Regions from separate parts of the Mus musculus genome. Here region 2 is linked to region 1. A link is a loop called in an ENCODE intact Hi-C map of the cell type or tissue named here. Cell type or tissue: gastrocnemius. All regions are shown on one strand.

Evidence for each region. Peaks named below come from ENCODE experiments on the same cell type or tissue, not always from the same donor. Only the 100,000 strongest peaks of a DNase experiment are listed, where the experiment ranks them.
Region 2: a loop joins it to region 1, with 6 times the contacts of the local background. A loop is called at or near these places in 8 of 42 quality-filtered maps.

Annotation. Positions count from the first base shown.
Region 1 is chr2:129,125,813-129,133,812 of GRCm38, forward strand. It overlaps Polr1b (polymerase (RNA) I polypeptide B), which reads left to right. Exons shown (of 15, transcript NM_009086.2): 15 at 1-783. The coding sequence ends at 284. It overlaps Chchd5 (coiled-coil-helix-coiled-coil-helix domain containing 5), which reads left to right and starts at 3,888. Exons shown (of 4, transcript NM_025395.3): 1 at 3,888-4,045; 2 at 4,366-4,506; 3 at 4,589-4,754; 4 at 7,463-8,000. The coding sequence starts at 4,044. The coding sequence ends at 7,486. In gastrocnemius, no CTCF peak of the experiment used is centred here; DNase peaks (open chromatin) are centred at 3,880, 4,431, 4,926 and 7,380; H3K4me3 peaks cover 2,388 bases; H3K27ac peaks cover 2,254 bases.
Region 2 is chr2:129,254,596-129,262,595 of GRCm38, forward strand. No RefSeq gene overlaps it. Among named protein-coding and RNA genes, the nearest start is that of Ckap2l, 39 kb to the right of the region's middle. In gastrocnemius, a CTCF peak has its summit at 4,390 (motif pointing left); DNase peaks (open chromatin) are centred at 4,058, 4,396, 4,881 and 5,509.

The sequences.
Region 1 (8,000 bases):
GGGATGCTCTGTTGGCACACGGTACGTCTTTCCTTCTTCATGACCGGCTTTTCAACTGCTCTGACCGTTCTGTCGCTCACATGTGTGTAGAGTGTGGCAGTTTGCTTTCTCCGCTACTTGAGAAGCCTCCTCCGTCTTGGTCTGCGATGCGCAACAGAAAGTACAACTGCACTGTCTGTGGCCGCAGTGACACCATCGACACCGTCTCTGTGCCGTATGTCTTCCGGTACTTTGTAGCTGAGCTGGCAGCCATGAACATCAAAGTGAAACTGGATGTCATCTGACTTGATCCCCGCCATCTGAGCTAGGAGATAAGAACAGGAGGTGTCCTGTATAACACAAGTGAGGGTATTATGGGCTCACTCTGGGTCTATACAAGAATTTCAGTACTGAAGCCAAGAACAGGCAGGTGAAAATTCAAGACTTCTGAGTCTCTGTAACCTACTGAAGTTGGTTTTCATATCTTTTTCAAGACAGGGTTTCTCTGTGTAGCCCTGGCTGTCCTGGAACTCACTTTGTAGACCAGGCTGGTCTCAAACTCAGAAATCCACCTGCCTCTGCCTCCTGAGTGCTGGGATTAAAGGCGTGCGCCACCACGCCCAGCCTCATATCTTTTTTTAAAAAAGTTATTTTTGTGCCTTTAAAAAATGACTTAATTGATAATAGATCATGCAGGGCAGGGCGCCTTCTTTCTGGGCCCAGGTTCACTGCTCCCTGCTTTCAGTAGCAGAGGGTGTCTGTTATCCAGAGCAGGCCAGTACAATAAACAGAAAATGGAAGCCATATGTGTGATTTTTATTTTTATATACATAGAAACTAAAGCTAGTTCATGTATATAATTTGATGGGTAAATTGGAATGTAGGTGTGGTCTGTGATGTCATTATCACAGTCAAGGTGAGTAACTAGATCTGTTGGTCAGTGTTGAGTGCTGCAGTAGAGAGAGCAGCTCACCAAGATGCTAACCATTTTCCACAGGAGCAAAGGAGCTCAGCCTTCTTGAAAAGACTGACCCCAGCTAGCACATAGCAGTTACTTTTATCCAGTCATTATACAAAATTAATTGGGTCGGGAAAGGTTCCAACTACCAGAGTTATCTTGCTTGCCCTTGCTGTCCGAGAGAGCAGACAGCCCACACAAATCCCTTTTTGACCATGGCTAGCCATAATCAAGAGCAAGAACTCCAGGTTTGCCAGGAGTGTCTTAGTACCAAGGTCTGTGCAGCTGAAAACAGTGCAGACTTTGGAGGAAGACAACATTTCTTCAAGGTTCAAACGTCTCAAAACAATTTCTTAACCTCTGCTTATTAACCTAGACATAGCTTTGCTGAAACAGTTCACTCAAACCAGACACAAAGGTTTCCTATAAATTTCACTACACAGATTCATCATCTCCAAAGTTTCCTTGTGCACCTTTGAGTGGTGTGTGTGTGTGCGTGCGTGTGCGTGCGTGCGTGCGTGCGTGCGTGCGTGCGCGCGCATGTGGTGGGATCATGCAGCACCCGTCCTGTGTGATGGGCATCTTTCATGTAGCATGACCTCGTCTACGCTCAGCCGTGTTTTTGAACATGGTGGGACTTCCTCCTCCTTTAAGGCTGAATGTATCTGATTATTGAGTAACTATGTTCCTTTGCCTTTTTGCTAACCTCTGTATGCGTTTCTCCGTGCTTGTTAGGGTTCTGTGTGTGCTTGTGTATAACATCTTACACAGCCGTACTGCTCCCTGTGAATGGGTGTTTGAATTTTTTTCATAAGGAGAACACCTTGAATTGGTTGATCCTTCCCCTGTGTTAACAGCTCAACTTTAGACCCGCACAACCTATTCTCTGTCTCTTCACAATATCGTAGCTGGGGATAGTGTGCAGATCTAGTGTCCAAGTATTTGTGTTCTAAGGGTCTTGTTGCCCGTGAACTAGTCACCTCCCTGCTCCAGCCTCCCGAGTGTGAGAATTAGCATCATATCCCACAATACCTCGCTAAATTTTTTAAAATTAACTTTTGATCTTAAATTGTAGATTCTTGACTAAAAAAATCTATGTGACATTAAGACAACCTGGGCGCTTACTCAGACTTGGCAGTTTTATGTGCTCTTATGTATAGTTAGTTGCATGGACTGTTATCCTCTGGGTAGATTGCTGTTACACACAGGACATTATTACAAGCTTGTCCTGTTGTGTCTTCTCTCATTATCTCTAACCCTTCAACATATTCTCAATAATTTCAAGAAATACATGTAAATAGAATCATGGCATATTCTGAAATGGACTTTTTCTTTTTTACTTAACAGTTTACTTTAAATTTGTGGAAGTTGTATGTGTGAGTTCATGCCTTTGCATTGCTGTATAGTACTCCACAGTATGGGTGACCTACTTTTGCCATCCACTTTGAAGGACATTTTGATTCCAGTTTGGGGCACTAAGAGAGAAAGCTTCTCTGGAAGGCCACATGCATGCTTGTGTGTAGATATAAACTTCTTGTATCTGGGACAAACGTTCAAGAAGCAATTATTGCGTCATAAGATAGTTACCTGATTTCATAAGAAATAGGGGAGGGAGTGAAGGAATGGCTGACTAAAGTGCTTGCTATGCAAGCAGGAAGACCTGAGTTGTGGATCTCCAACACCTGCATAAAAACCTGCAGAAAAGGCATGGTAGGGCAGACTTGGAATCCCAGTGTTGGGATGAGGAGACAGCTCCTGGATGTTCACTGGTGGGTTTTAAGGTTCAGTGACACCCTGTCTCCAAAAAGCTTCAGGTGTCAAGCAATAGAGGAAGCCACCTGCCGCCAGCCTCTGCCTGCACACATGTACATCACACACATGTCCCTAGTTTCCTTTTCCTGCTCCCTCTTAGCGGCTACTGACATTTACAGCGTGCCTGTCCTGGTGTTTTCTCTCAGACCAATAACATTGCCCTTGATTGTCCTAAATGAGTACCTTTTAAAGTTCTTTCATTAATGAGCTCCCCAGAAGGGAACCCCAGTAACAGAAGCACTCTTGAGACCTGCATTTCTCAGATCCGCTTCACTTCAAACCTTAGGGTTATCTAGTTCTCTCCATTCCATTCTTAATGACTCTTTTGACAGCAACCAGACAAAAGGAAACTAGAAGTGTGGAGTGTCAAGTTTCCCAAAAATGAAAGTGTCACTGTATATTATGAAGGCCAAAGCAGTCGTTCTCATTTTACAACTGCGTGCTAAGGTAATCACCTTACCGCTCATTTTCTCTAGCTTAGGCCTCTCCATATGAGGAATATTTAGCCTTACAGGGAAATGAACTTCCAGGTCTAGCCCTATAATCTGAAGGCAAATGTGGAGAGGGTGCAAACACCACCTAAGGAAATTACAAAGAAAATAATTTGTGCACGATTGCAAGGAGCAAGCAATAAAACCCACTCTCATCCTGCCTTTACCACCTATGGCAGGAAAAGGACATGTCTGAGTGAATAATCGGATGGGAAGCCCAATGTGGCGTTTAAGATCATTCCTTTCCGTCAAGTTGGAACTAAAGTCAGGAGGAGAATACGCAGTGGCGGAAAGCCACTGGTAGCTCAGCCTGAGAGGGCAATCCCCGTGTTCCTAAACTAGCAGCGGCGGGCACAGCTGCCGCCTCAGCCGCAGCGTGTGCCGAGCCATAGTCACGCGGGCCGGTGGCCTCAACTCCAGCCGGGAAAGTGGCAGCGCGAGCGGCTGTAGATCTGACCTACAGGGAACCAGCTCTGGTGCTCTGTGCCTGGCTGCTCGATCACGGCCGAAGTCCTGCTTCCGGTGATCACTAAACGCGACCACCACAAGCCGGAAGTAAATAAACTAAAATAGCTGACGGACCGGAAGTAGTTACAGGGGCCTCCTCCCGGATAGGCAGTGAGGCGGAAAGCAAAGCAGGACACAGCCATGAAGGTTGGACCAATGTGGGATGAGTGGCAGGGACGCTCGACGACCGGAAGAGTGAGGCCAGGAGGTCTGGGTTGGGCGCCGCCATAACAACCTGATACCGGAAAAGGCGGGTCTCTTCTCCCTGACTGATCGGCGCTTGAATTCGCCTGGAGATGTGAGTTACAACTCCCTATAACTCTAGATCATGCTTGTCAGACTGCACGGTCCCCAACGGGAAATGACTGAATTCAAGACTCCAGGCCTGCTTCACAATAGCCAGACTTTTTGTCTTAGGACTTCCACGATCTCCCGGGAAATCCCACCTTGTTCCACAACGCGCAGGGATCGGCGCTTATTTCTGCCCCTCGTTGGTTGTCCCTATCACAGGATCTTTACACCCCCCACCCCCAATCCAGACTAGTCCAATCACAGATCAAAATCAGAACTCTTTCTTGCCTTCTCTTGAGATTATCTTCAGTTTACCCTGTCCCACAGGCAGGCAGCCCTGGAAGTCACTGCTCGATACTGCAGCCGAGAGCTGGATCAGTATGGCCAATGTGTGGCAGCCAAGCCAGAGTCGTGGCATCGAGATTGTCACCACCTTAAGATGAGCATTGCTCGCTGCACGTCCTCCCAGTGAGTGTACAACTGGGGGCTAGAGGGTGCCAGGCAGTAGGGTTTGAATGCTTCAGGGTCTAAAATGCCCTACCCCCCACAGCCCGATCATCCGCCAGATCCGCCAGGCCTGTGCTGAGCCCTTTGAAGCCTTTGAGAAGTGTCTTCGCTTGAATGAGGCAGCAGTGGGCAACTGTGCTGAACACATGCGCCGCTTCCTGCAGTGTGCAGAGCAGGTGCAGCCACCAAGTTCACCCACAACTGGAGAGGTAAAGGAGGCTAACTTGATCGTAGCTTTTTCCTTTCACAACTCCCTTCATTTTCTAGTTTAAATACCTTCCAGAACCAGTCCCAGCCCCATTCCCATACATGGCCTTGGCTATGCATCCAAGAATCTAAAAACCATGGTTCTCTGTCCCCGAGTGGACATGCCTCTGCTTGTCACCACCTTTCACACTCCCCTCTGCCAGGGCACCTGCCCCAGCCTTTCCCCGGCTTGCCAGACCCTCTGTGTTCCATATAATGACCTGGATTCTAGTAATGATAATCCCTTGCTTAAAACTCTCTGGTGGCCACCAATTCACACTGGAACAAAGTCCCTGATTCTTACTGGATCCTGTGTTCTTCCTTTCCTCAGCCACTGTGTCCCCTTCACTACTTTCCAGCTGTGCTGGTAGGGGTGAGGGGGTGAGGTGGAGGGGTGCACAGAAAAGGATCTTGCTAATGTATACAATACATAAATACATATACAATATGTCTGAAATACTAAACTGTTATTGATGTAGCCATTAGGAAAAAGTCTTTAAAATGTTCTGGATTTGGCAGAAATGGAGGAAAGCGTGAGAAACCCTCCCTCCCTTGCTGCTCTTGCTGGATCTCTCCAAGGGAAAGTTCACACCTTCGACCGCCCTCATCTGAGCACCTCTGGGCTCTCTGTCCCTGCAGCTCTGCCTTTTCTTTCTCGCCTTCTTTTGGGCTAGTGTGTTGGCTCATCTTGTCCTTTCCAGTCCTTATGTGATGGTCTCAGAATGGACTCAGAGGACATCTTAGCATGTTGGCTTCTGCATAGAAAGCTCTTTGTGGTTTCTGTTCTACCAGACCAGCTCTCACCCCAGTGCAGCCTGCATCCCGGGTGACCTGGTCCCACCTCTCCACTCTCCACCTCAAACTCCATACTCCATCCTCAGTGGACAAATGTACGGGTGCTCAGGAGCATAGCTGCTTTGCTTATCCATCTCCTGTCTAATTCTTATTCTGTGTACAGGATATGTCTCCCCAAAAGCTTCCTCTGTCCCCCCATTCCTGCTCCCTGGCTCTTAAGCTCTATCAGCTCCCTGCATCCCGGGCCACACCCTATCATTTCCCTTAGATCTCATGCTTCAGGAGAGTTCTTGGCTAGAGGTTAACCTCTTATTATATCTGATATTCATTGACTTTTTGTTTGGTTTAGTTTGGTTTGGTTTGGTTTGGTTTTGTATAGAACAGGGGTAGACGAAAGATTTAGGTTATGGGAGCAGAAACTGCCCAGAAGGACTTTTAATTCTCCACAGGAAATGCTCAGGGATGGTTGCATATTGTTTATACTAATTACTTAGCCATCTCATAGGAACATTTATTTCTTTCAAGTGTCTTTGGCATCTGGACATTAAAGCTCTTATATTCCTTTGTTTTTAACTTTAGTTTTTTATTTTTCATTTTATGTGTATCAGTGTTTTTCCTGCACGTATGTGGACTGTGTGTGTGTGTGTGTGTGTGTGTGTGTGTGTGTGTGTGTGATGTCCATGGAGGTCAGGAGGGGGCTTCAGATCCCTGAGAGTCCCCTGGGGTTAGAGTTTCTGTGGGTGGTTGTGAGCCACCATCCGGGTGCTGGGAACTGAACCCAGGTTCTCTGCAGAAGGAGCGAGTGCTGAGCAATCTCTTGGGCCCCTCTTCCTTCAAGGTTGTCTTCCTAGGCAAGAAGCTGTTCTCTTCTCCGTCTCCTGCGACCCCACAGTTCCTCTTCCCTGCAACTGAAATTGCTTTTGAAAATGGAAATTAGGGCAGGGAGGTGGCTTGGCAAGTAAAGACATTTGCTGCCGAGTTTGATAACCTGAGTTCTATCACCGACTCCTGCAAGGTTGCCCTCTGCTGGGCATGCACATCTCCACGCAAGCATCCCCATCATAAATTAGTAAATGTAAGAGTTAAAAACAGAATGGAAAGTAGGGTCTCCTGTCTCCTCTCCTGCTCCAGGCTCTCTAGGGCACCGGGAAGGGCAAACACCAATTTCTCCACCGTCCTGTTTCTTCATGCCTATGACATCACAATGCTGGCTTTTCCTTCTAATTGGGGACAATGAGATGTAGGCCTCCTCTGTTTTCTGATCTTCACATGAAAATGCCCTCAGCTACCATGTGACATGAAAGCCTTCATGGACGAGCTCGTGGTTCTGTTGCTGACAGTCTGGAAGCTCCCTGTTCCCGCACAGACTAACGCTCTTTGCCTTGGTGCATAGGATTTCCTACCAGCTGACTAGTTAGTTGTCTTCTTTGCATGTCTCTCCCTCCTCTTTTGAAAGGAAGTTCTCTAGAGTGAGAGATGTTTACCCACTGGGTCCCCTGCACCTGTAACAATGCTGGCACAAGCCTGATTCCTAGCACTTGGAGGCTGAACTAGGAAGATTGCCTGAGTTCCATTAAGTGAGTTATAGATCAGCCTGGGGTACTGGTGAGTTCTAAACTACCCTGGGCTAGAGTTAAGAACCCTGTCTCTTGTCCTCCAAAAAACAAAAAACAAAACAAAACAAACAAACAAAAAAAAAAAAAAACAAGAACAGTACCTTCCAGCTCCATGTTTCAATTATCCTGGTCAAATTGTTCTCATGGCAAGTGGCCAAGGCCACCACTTGGCACCTTTTCCCTCCAGACACCCGCTGTGTTACCTCATTTCCCCGTCAGAGGTCTCAAGGCCAGTAACTGCGGATATGTTTTCTCCACAGGCACAGCCCCTGCCTGCCTCCTGACAACCCCTTGGACTTTGAGAAAACCGACATGATTGACCGTCCCACTTGATGTCCTCGCCTAGAAGAGTGACAAGAGTTTTGGAGTCTTGAGGGCCCTGCTGTGTGTCTGGCGCTCCTGGACATCAGGACACTAAATAAATAAAGACTGAGTACTGGGCTCTGATTCCAGCCTTCAGTATTGAAAGGGAGAAGAGCGATGAGAGAAAGCTTACTCATCCATCCCCCGGCTTTCCTTGGTCTGCCAAGTGAGCGCTCAGGAGGGGCCTGGGTGCTCTTGTTCTAGGCTCAGGAGTAGGATGACTCAGCCAGCCCTCCCTGGCCCTGCTGTCTGTGTGTTGGAGGTAGGCTTCCCTCCCACTCGTAGTCAACCAGATAAATGTGTAAGTCTAGGCAGTCCTGAAGCTCACTACGTAGACCTCGATGGATTCAGATTCAACAGCCGTCTCCTGAGTGCCAGGGCTCTAGGTGTGAACCACAATGCCCAGCTTTCCACACACATGCCAGTGGGCTATGC
Region 2 (8,000 bases), 130 kb after region 1:
GAGACAGGGTTTCTCTGTGTAGCCCTGGCTGTCTTGGAACTCACTTTGTAGACCAGGCTGGCCTCGAACTCAGAAATCCGCCTGCCTCTGCCTCCCAAGTGCTGGGATTAAAGGCGTGCGCCACCACCGCCCAGCTGTGATGAACTTTTAACCATGTGATCATGTATTCTATAGGTGTTGAGGACAAGGAGCAGAGCACGGATTTCCCTTGTCCCAGGTAGGATCACTGTGATCATTCCCCTTTCCCTTTTCTTAGAGAGCGTCCCTAGGAAACTTTTTTATTTATTTATTTATTTATTTATTTATTATATGTAAGTATACTGTAGCTGTCTTCAGACACTCCAGAAGAGGGAGTCAGATCGCCTTATGGATGGTTGTGAGCCACCACGTGGTTGCTGGGACTTGAACTCAGGACCTTCAGAAGATCAGTCGGGTGCTCTTACACGCTGAGCCATCTCACCAGCCCCCTAGGAAACTTTTTACAACTTAGAAATAAATGCTACATTCACTTTTCAAAGTGTTTCTTTTTCTTCCTGCGACTTCAACTAGCAGGCTGAAAGTTAGAGCCACACAGTTCCTGCTGAGATAGAATAAAGGCCACATTACTGAACCCCCCCTGCTGTTAGGCTACAGGTGTTACTTGCTTAAGCCAGCAGCTTTTAGCACTCAGAATGAGCAAGAAAGTTTTTAGGACTTTTTAGAAATTATCCTCACATTCAGTATAATTAGAGAACTACCGCATCTGGAGACCATCAGTCTTTAAGGCCACACCAGAGTTCTACTTGTTTCAACCCACTCCAGGCCATGAGGCTCTCCTCAGGGCTGGTGGACACTTCCACCCCCCCTCAGCTGTTGACTCTGTTTTGGTGTGATACTGGCTATCATCACGGGAACCTCTTTGTGTCCTTTTGAAGCCTCTTCCAAGATGCAGCTGATGTCATGTCCATCTGTCAGCGAGGGGCTGGAATCCCAGGATCCCTGATCTGTCTGTTGGTGTTCCTGAGCAAACCACAGACCTCCAGTCACCATAGACCTTACCCCATTTTCTGCTGAGGATTTTGGTCCATGCTTTCTAGGCCAACACCCAACACCCATGCCTTGGACATAAACATGCAGGCATGTGGGTATGCATGCAGGTATATGTGTGCACGCTTACGTACATGCAGGACAATATACTGTCTTCTGCAGGGCTGTCTTAAAGAAACACTTTGAAGGACTTGGAGAAATATGTGGAGAAAGATATGAGTGGCCATAGATCACAGATTCTGATTGGCTCATCCCTGTTTCCCAGGTAGCAGGCAGCCAGGCCCCTCCCTGTTCATCTCCCTCAAGGCTTACACAGACCTCTGGCTTTCTTCTATGGAACCTAGGTTGTAGGTGACACCCAGGGCTTGAAAGCCATGAAAGACAAGTTAGCAGACCCCTGGGAGGCCCAGAGCTGGGAGGTTGGGAAATCAGTACCTTGCCTTAGGCAGGCATCCCCATCTTGCTGGGTAAGATGGATGTAGTTGGGAAAGTGCTTTGGGCCAACAAACTACAGCTGTACTGACGTTTGAGTGTGTGCACAGAAGGGAGGGGCCCTGGTTTCCTTTATGGCCCCAGGGGACCCTGAGACACTCAGAGGGGAGGAACAAAGGCCTTTTTACCCCCATCACCCTGCATCTTGGGTTCTAATTTCTTGGTCTTTCAACTCCAATTTTCCTACCATCTTGTGCCCGAGGGCCCAGAATAGGGGATGATGTAGTGAAGGCGGAGGGAGGCTGGATGCCCTCCGGCCTAGCATAGCCATGACCCTAGATCCCTGTCCCTCCCAGGCCATCACAACTTACTTGCTTGCTGTCTCGAGTTTGAGGAGCCAGGGTACAGGGGTGTGTATGTGGAAAGAGCAGGAGGGCTGGCCTCTCCTGGTCCAAGCTTTGTCTGAGGAAGAGGTCTATGAATCGTCATTTCTTGTGGGAAAGCCTCCCTGGAGTCTCTGAGTGGATGGGGCCGGACCACTTACATCCTCCTGTTAAGAGACAGTAATGTATTTGAGGGGGACTTGGGGGCATGGGGTGGGTAAGCTAAGTGACTGGCAGGTCCAGGAGATCAAAGGACAGGGTGGGTGGTGACGGTGGTCCTGTTCCATGTCCTTGGGGCTCTTCACTGTGTGTAGCTCTGGAGGCTTGCCTGAGAGTTCACATGAAGGGACCCCTCCCCCACTCCCCCAATTACCATTGGTCATTTACTGTCTGGCTTGGCTGGGGGTGCTGTGGATAGAAACATCCTGGTTCCTTGGCCCAGGGATGTCTCACTAGACTCTCACTAGGTAGGCAGGCAGCAGCCAGCTCACTTCTTGGACTGTATGCCCATGTATACTTCCACATTTCTGCACCCTGCCCCACAGGTAGAGGCCCACAATTTGGAGGTCCTACTTTGCCCTGATTGTGGTAAACACACAAAAGCCCCTCTTCCTTCCCTTCCCTGCCTGCCTGCCTTCCTTCCTTCCTTCCTTCCTTCCTTCCTTCCTTCCTTCCTTCCTTCCTTCCTCCTTCCCTTCCTCCTTTCCCTCTTTCTTTCTTTCCTCTTTCTTTCAGAAGAGACAGTCCTGAGGCAGGTGGACATAGTAAGGGCAGTTGTTGATGTCCTGTGTTTCATGGATGGGAGGCTCCCTGACCCTAGATTTTACCTTACCTATGGCTGCTGCTGGCTCTACTAGCTTGCCTGTCCCTGGAGACAGGGATCTACTTTTGGGCCTGGTGACCCTTCCTCATCACTGCCACACTAGTCTTACCACATAGACCTCCCCACCCTCCCTGACCAGGGATGGCATGGTTCTCTTGGCTCAGGGCTCTCTCAGCCCCTCCAGGACTCCAGAAAGCTCCATGTGGGTAAATACACTGGTCCCCACCATCCCTGTGCTGTCAATTCCAGAGGTGCCAGCTCCAGCTACTGCCTATGCCATCAACACCCCATGGCTTCCACCCTGGGGCAGAACGGTGAGCCAGTATTCAGTCATTCTTTGTTGAGGTAGACTCATCAGACAAGGTATGTGAGTTTCTCAGAGTTTGTCTCGTGTGTGTGTGTGTGTGTGTGTGTGTGTGTGTGTGTGTGTGTGTGTGTGTAGGCATTCTTTATACTAGAGACCTCAAATTTGGGAATATTGCCAAACTTAAGAAGTAGCAGGACTGGAGGACTTGCTTGGGAGTTCCCGAGCTGTCCCAGGAGCTGAGCATCTGGGAGAAAGAGAAGGATGAGCCAGGAGGGTTGCCATGTTTCTGTCTTCTGGAAGGGAATCTCAGCTACTATGTGACATATGGAGATCTGTTTTTTCTACACAAGGAGGCAGAGATGTAAAAAGTTAAGAAGTTTGTCCAAAATCACACAGGTGATAGGGATCAAGCTGGGACTAAGGTCCCCATTTTCTAACTTGAGGTCCTCAAGTGATTCCCATAGTGGGCTTCCTCTCCCACCCTCCCCACCTGCCCTGAGAAATTAGTGTGTGGAAGGCACACTTTCTCATCCATGAGAGAGCGGAACTTGTTTGCTTTGAGCTCAAACAACCTCAGGTGTGCTGTTAGCTCTGTTGGGTCTGAGTCATTGACTCGTGACTTATGGAAGGTTGGCCACCTGACTCTCTGGCTGCCTCTGTCACACACAGCCCATGTGTATCCTCTTTGTTCTGGGTTTAGTCTTAATCTGACCTAAGGGAGTGGCTGGGGTTCAGAGTCCTCTGGTTGGGGGCTGACAGACAAAAGTGGCCAGGGACAGTGGGGAACCCAATGTTACTCACCACTGCTGTCTCCTGACCCTGTTCTCCAGAGTAGTCTAAGCATCCGGAGAAGCTACACACACACCTGGCACATCTGTACAAGAGTGTGAACTTTCCTGGGGGGAATCAGGATGAGGAGTGAGGACTGGGGCCCTGGCACACAGAAAGCAAGAGGGTTTGATTTGGACCAGACTCCCCTAGAGACCCCACTGAAGCCTCTTGGGGGGTCACCCTCACGCTAGGCTTCCCCAAAGCCTTTCCTCCCCTCCTACTGGGCACAGACACAGGCGCACACACAGCCCATGGGTGTCCCGTCCCTCCCCTCCTCCTCTGGCTCCCACTCCCCATGTGCTGTATCCCCTAATGTTCTGTGTCGCCTTCCCATATGGGTCTGAGGAAGGTTCATGGTGCTATCTTTGGAAGAGGGACATTGGAGCTGTTATGGGCTACAAGCCATCAACTCCACTAAAAAAGAGATGTTAAGTGCTATGTGGCAGGTGAGGAGGGGTAAACCAGAGAGGAGACGAGCGAGACTTCCCTAGCCTGTCTAGATCTAATTTGTCTCCATTTGTGCCCAACCATTTGATTTTCCCCAGCTTTGTCTAAGTGCCTCCTGACCTTGTCCTACAGTGCCCTCTGCTGGCTATTCTACTAAATGACAGTAACATGCTTTAGTGGAAGGATTGCCATCAATTCTGTTTCTGGGACTTGGCCTCTCTCTGGCACCTCAGTCCTCACCATGAACACTCTCCAGACATGCCATGCCTGACTGCTGGACTGGGCCTCATGCAGCTGTCATGGATGTCTGGGGTCAACGGAGAAGAAGCCTGAGAAGATGGGATTCTGGGTCAGTGACCTGATGGGTCTTGGGGAAAAAGAAAAGAAAACATTCCCTGTGGCATACTGAACAGAAAACCTGGGAGATTCCCACAGACCATTGAGGTTGAGAGTTACAGAGAAATATGGCAATCTTAGGCTCAGCTGGATCTGGGCAGAGACTTATAAAGCTTAAGGCGACTAGCATGTAGCCATCTGAGTGGTCCTTTGGCCTGGTCATGTCGGCTGGCAGGATCTCAGATTTTTACAGGTGAGGAGGTTGAAGTCTAGAGACAGGAAAACTGTCTGGAGCCAGCTCTCCAGTTTGAAAACAGGACTGGGAGGAGTCCAGGGCAGCGACTGTAGGGCTGGGCGCATGGGCCTAGTCCTCGCCTAGTCCTCTGCTGTGTTCAGCCATGGCTGCGCTGATCACTCTTTTGAGCCAGTCAGGTCACACCGAGGGAAGGCAGGAGCAGAGCCTGGGCAAAGTGGAGAGGTATACTATCTCTAAAGTTCCATACACGAGCTTGTCTAGCATGCATGAGGTCCTGGGTACTAGCCCAGCACTGAAAATAAAAACTATAGGATGTGCCCTGGTTATGAGGGACATCCTAGGATCCTATCACAGAGTGCTGAGGCAGGAGAATGGCAAGTTCTAAGCTAGCCTGGGCTACATAATGAAGATCCTGTTTCAAAGAAAATACCCCAAAGAAACAAAACAACCCATCAACCAGTCAACCAACCCCAAATACCCAAACTACTCGTATGCATCCTGTGGTTTTAAAAGAGGCAGCTTCTTTCCCGCAGGTGGATATGAGCCTCAGTCCCCAGAGGGTTTGGACACTGGCAGGACTGCCTGGCTTTTCCCCATCAAGGGGTCACCCTCAGGGAGCATGCTCAGGGGCACAGGAGGACCTGTTTTTGGATCAGACTTCTCTAGTGACCCCCATTGAAGCCTCTTGGGGGGGTCACACTCACCCTGCACCTCCCTTAGGCCTTCCCTCCTAACCCACAGACTCAGAAGCCTGTCCTCCCATGCAGGTGCACACACAGCCCATGGGTGTGCCCTCTCCATCCTTCCCCCTCTGGCTTCCAACTCCTCCTGCGCTGGGCAGGAATCTGTATTCATCATGTTTCACTCTGGCCAGAGGGTAGTCCAGGAGCTGGACCTGTGCTACATCATCAGGGGCAGCCTTCCACTGTGGCTTCCTCCAGACCCTCTTCTCCAGCCAGCTGGTGCACTCTGCAGACCTCCAAACCACCACCTACCTCACCTTCCTCACTTCGCACTCAGCTCGCTATTTCGAGCAGTCCCTGAGCTGGTAGCGAGTCTCTGCCTCGTCTCTCTAAGCAGCTCTGACTCTCTACCCAAGCGGGACTCACTGGTACTCTACCCGCTCAGGACTTTGCAAGGTCCTCAGGCCCATTAACCGACTTCTGGACACCGTGGGGTCGAAATCTTCCAGATGCTTGCTCCCGACTCTTAAAAGCAAACACAAGAACAAAAAGCAGGAGTTAGGACTGTGTAGAAAAGGTGCTACCATGGATGACACTCCTCCTCATGTCCTACCTTACCCTCTGCTTTAGAGTGCGATCCTGCTGTCTGGAAGCAATGCCTATAGTAAGGGAGGGAGCACAGCCCTCGCTTATCAAGCATCCAGTGGCTTCTGGGGACCGGGCAGGAGATGATTTGTAAGAGGCTGTGGCTGGTTTTCCTCTGGGAGACCCTAGGATACTTCTGGGTTAAGCCCAGGGAGGCAGGATGGTTGTGACCACACAGGGAAGGGTCCATGGGGACAATCCATGGGTGGCTTCCTGGAGTTTGTTGGTCCATCCCTGATTTTATCCTAAGATAGAAACCTAGGTTAAGGGTCTGGACTGCAAAGTAGATTTGGGGGTTTTCCCAGATGCCTGCTTCTCCCCACCATTCTCCCATACCCCAGATGTTCAGGAGGGGACTGATTATTGAGTATTCCCAGGGCTGCAAGGACATGCTGTGTCGCTTACACTGTCTTTGATGGGCAGTGGTAGAGAGCTCTTGGCAAGGCTGAGTTGCCCAGGACATTTGTTAGGCGTCATTACATACGGCAAGGGAAGGAAAGACAGGTCTCAGTGACAAGGGGAACAATGAAAGAAAGAAATTTGACCTCTTGACCTGGGGATTTTGAGGAAATGAAGCTGCCAGAGGCTTCCTTGCTCTGTGCACTCTGTGGGCTCCTTCTACAGCATATGTGGCCAAGCACTGTGGGGGGGGAGACTGCATATCTCAGAAGCCACGGGGGTTCATCTACATCCGTGTTCATCCCAACAGAAGCCTCATGACTTGCTTGTGGAGTAAGAATGGGCTAGCCTGGACCCTGCCTCCTGATTCCTCCCCTACAGTCAGAACGTGAGTGACTGGGATGAAGCAGTCTCTGCTTTTTGTAGCAGAGCTGGGAGGAGCCATGTCATTGTGGCTGAGAAGCTCTGTGGCTTGTGGCTACTATGGGGGAGAGCAGTAGTGACCCACACAGAGGCACTGGGAAATTCACAGAGACTCTTTGTTTCCAAGTACAGAAATACATAGTTATGTAGAAATACATACACCTATAAATTGCTTGTATCTTTATTTAATTCCCCTGTTTGATTTTGATTAGGGAATTATATTGATTGTTAAAATTATGGAGATAATGACATTGTTTATGAATTCCAATTCAGGTTAGTCTTGGGATTTTGCTTTCAAAATTAGGGACATTCGGGTCTTCAGCGCCACCACGGGATCTGCTCACCAGCTGACTGTTGGCGTCCTGTAAGCACCCTTTACAGATAGATAGCTGTTGGTTGGTCCATCATCCCAACCCATCTGCTGTGCTCTGCAGGAGAGGGTAGGACTTTTTCAATGGTTACTAAAAAGGACTCCTGAGTGGGAGTCTTTAGATGCCAGTGGCCAAGGAGGAGGACCTTTTGACCTTAGAGCTGAGACCCCTGCTGTCACGAGGGACCTTATTTCTGCTCTGACACTTGTGGGGCTTGCTTGCTATAATGTCCTGTCAGGTCCTCTTCTGCTGGGGGTGAGCAGATGGAGTGTGTGTATACCGTGCCCGAGCGTCTCCTGCTTGGCCTTGGGTTGGTGTAGAGCAGGAAGGAACTGTAAAGTAGCCCTGCTCGGGGTACCCAGGGCAGACTTAATCTTGAATCTGTGCTTTGCCTGTCTTTTCACAACTGACTCGGTCCTAGACATGGGCTGGCTAGACATGGTCCATCTCCTGCTCCAGACAGTTTTTAGAAAACTGAAAATGTATGGAAAAAAAAAAGCATTGAAAACTTTTTGTTGCTCTCCCCCCCTTTTGAGATAAGGTTTCTCTATGGAGCCCTGCGTGTCTTGGTACTTGCTTTGTAGACCAGGCTGGCTTCGAACTCATGGAGTCTGGCCTGCTTCTGCCCCCTAGAGATT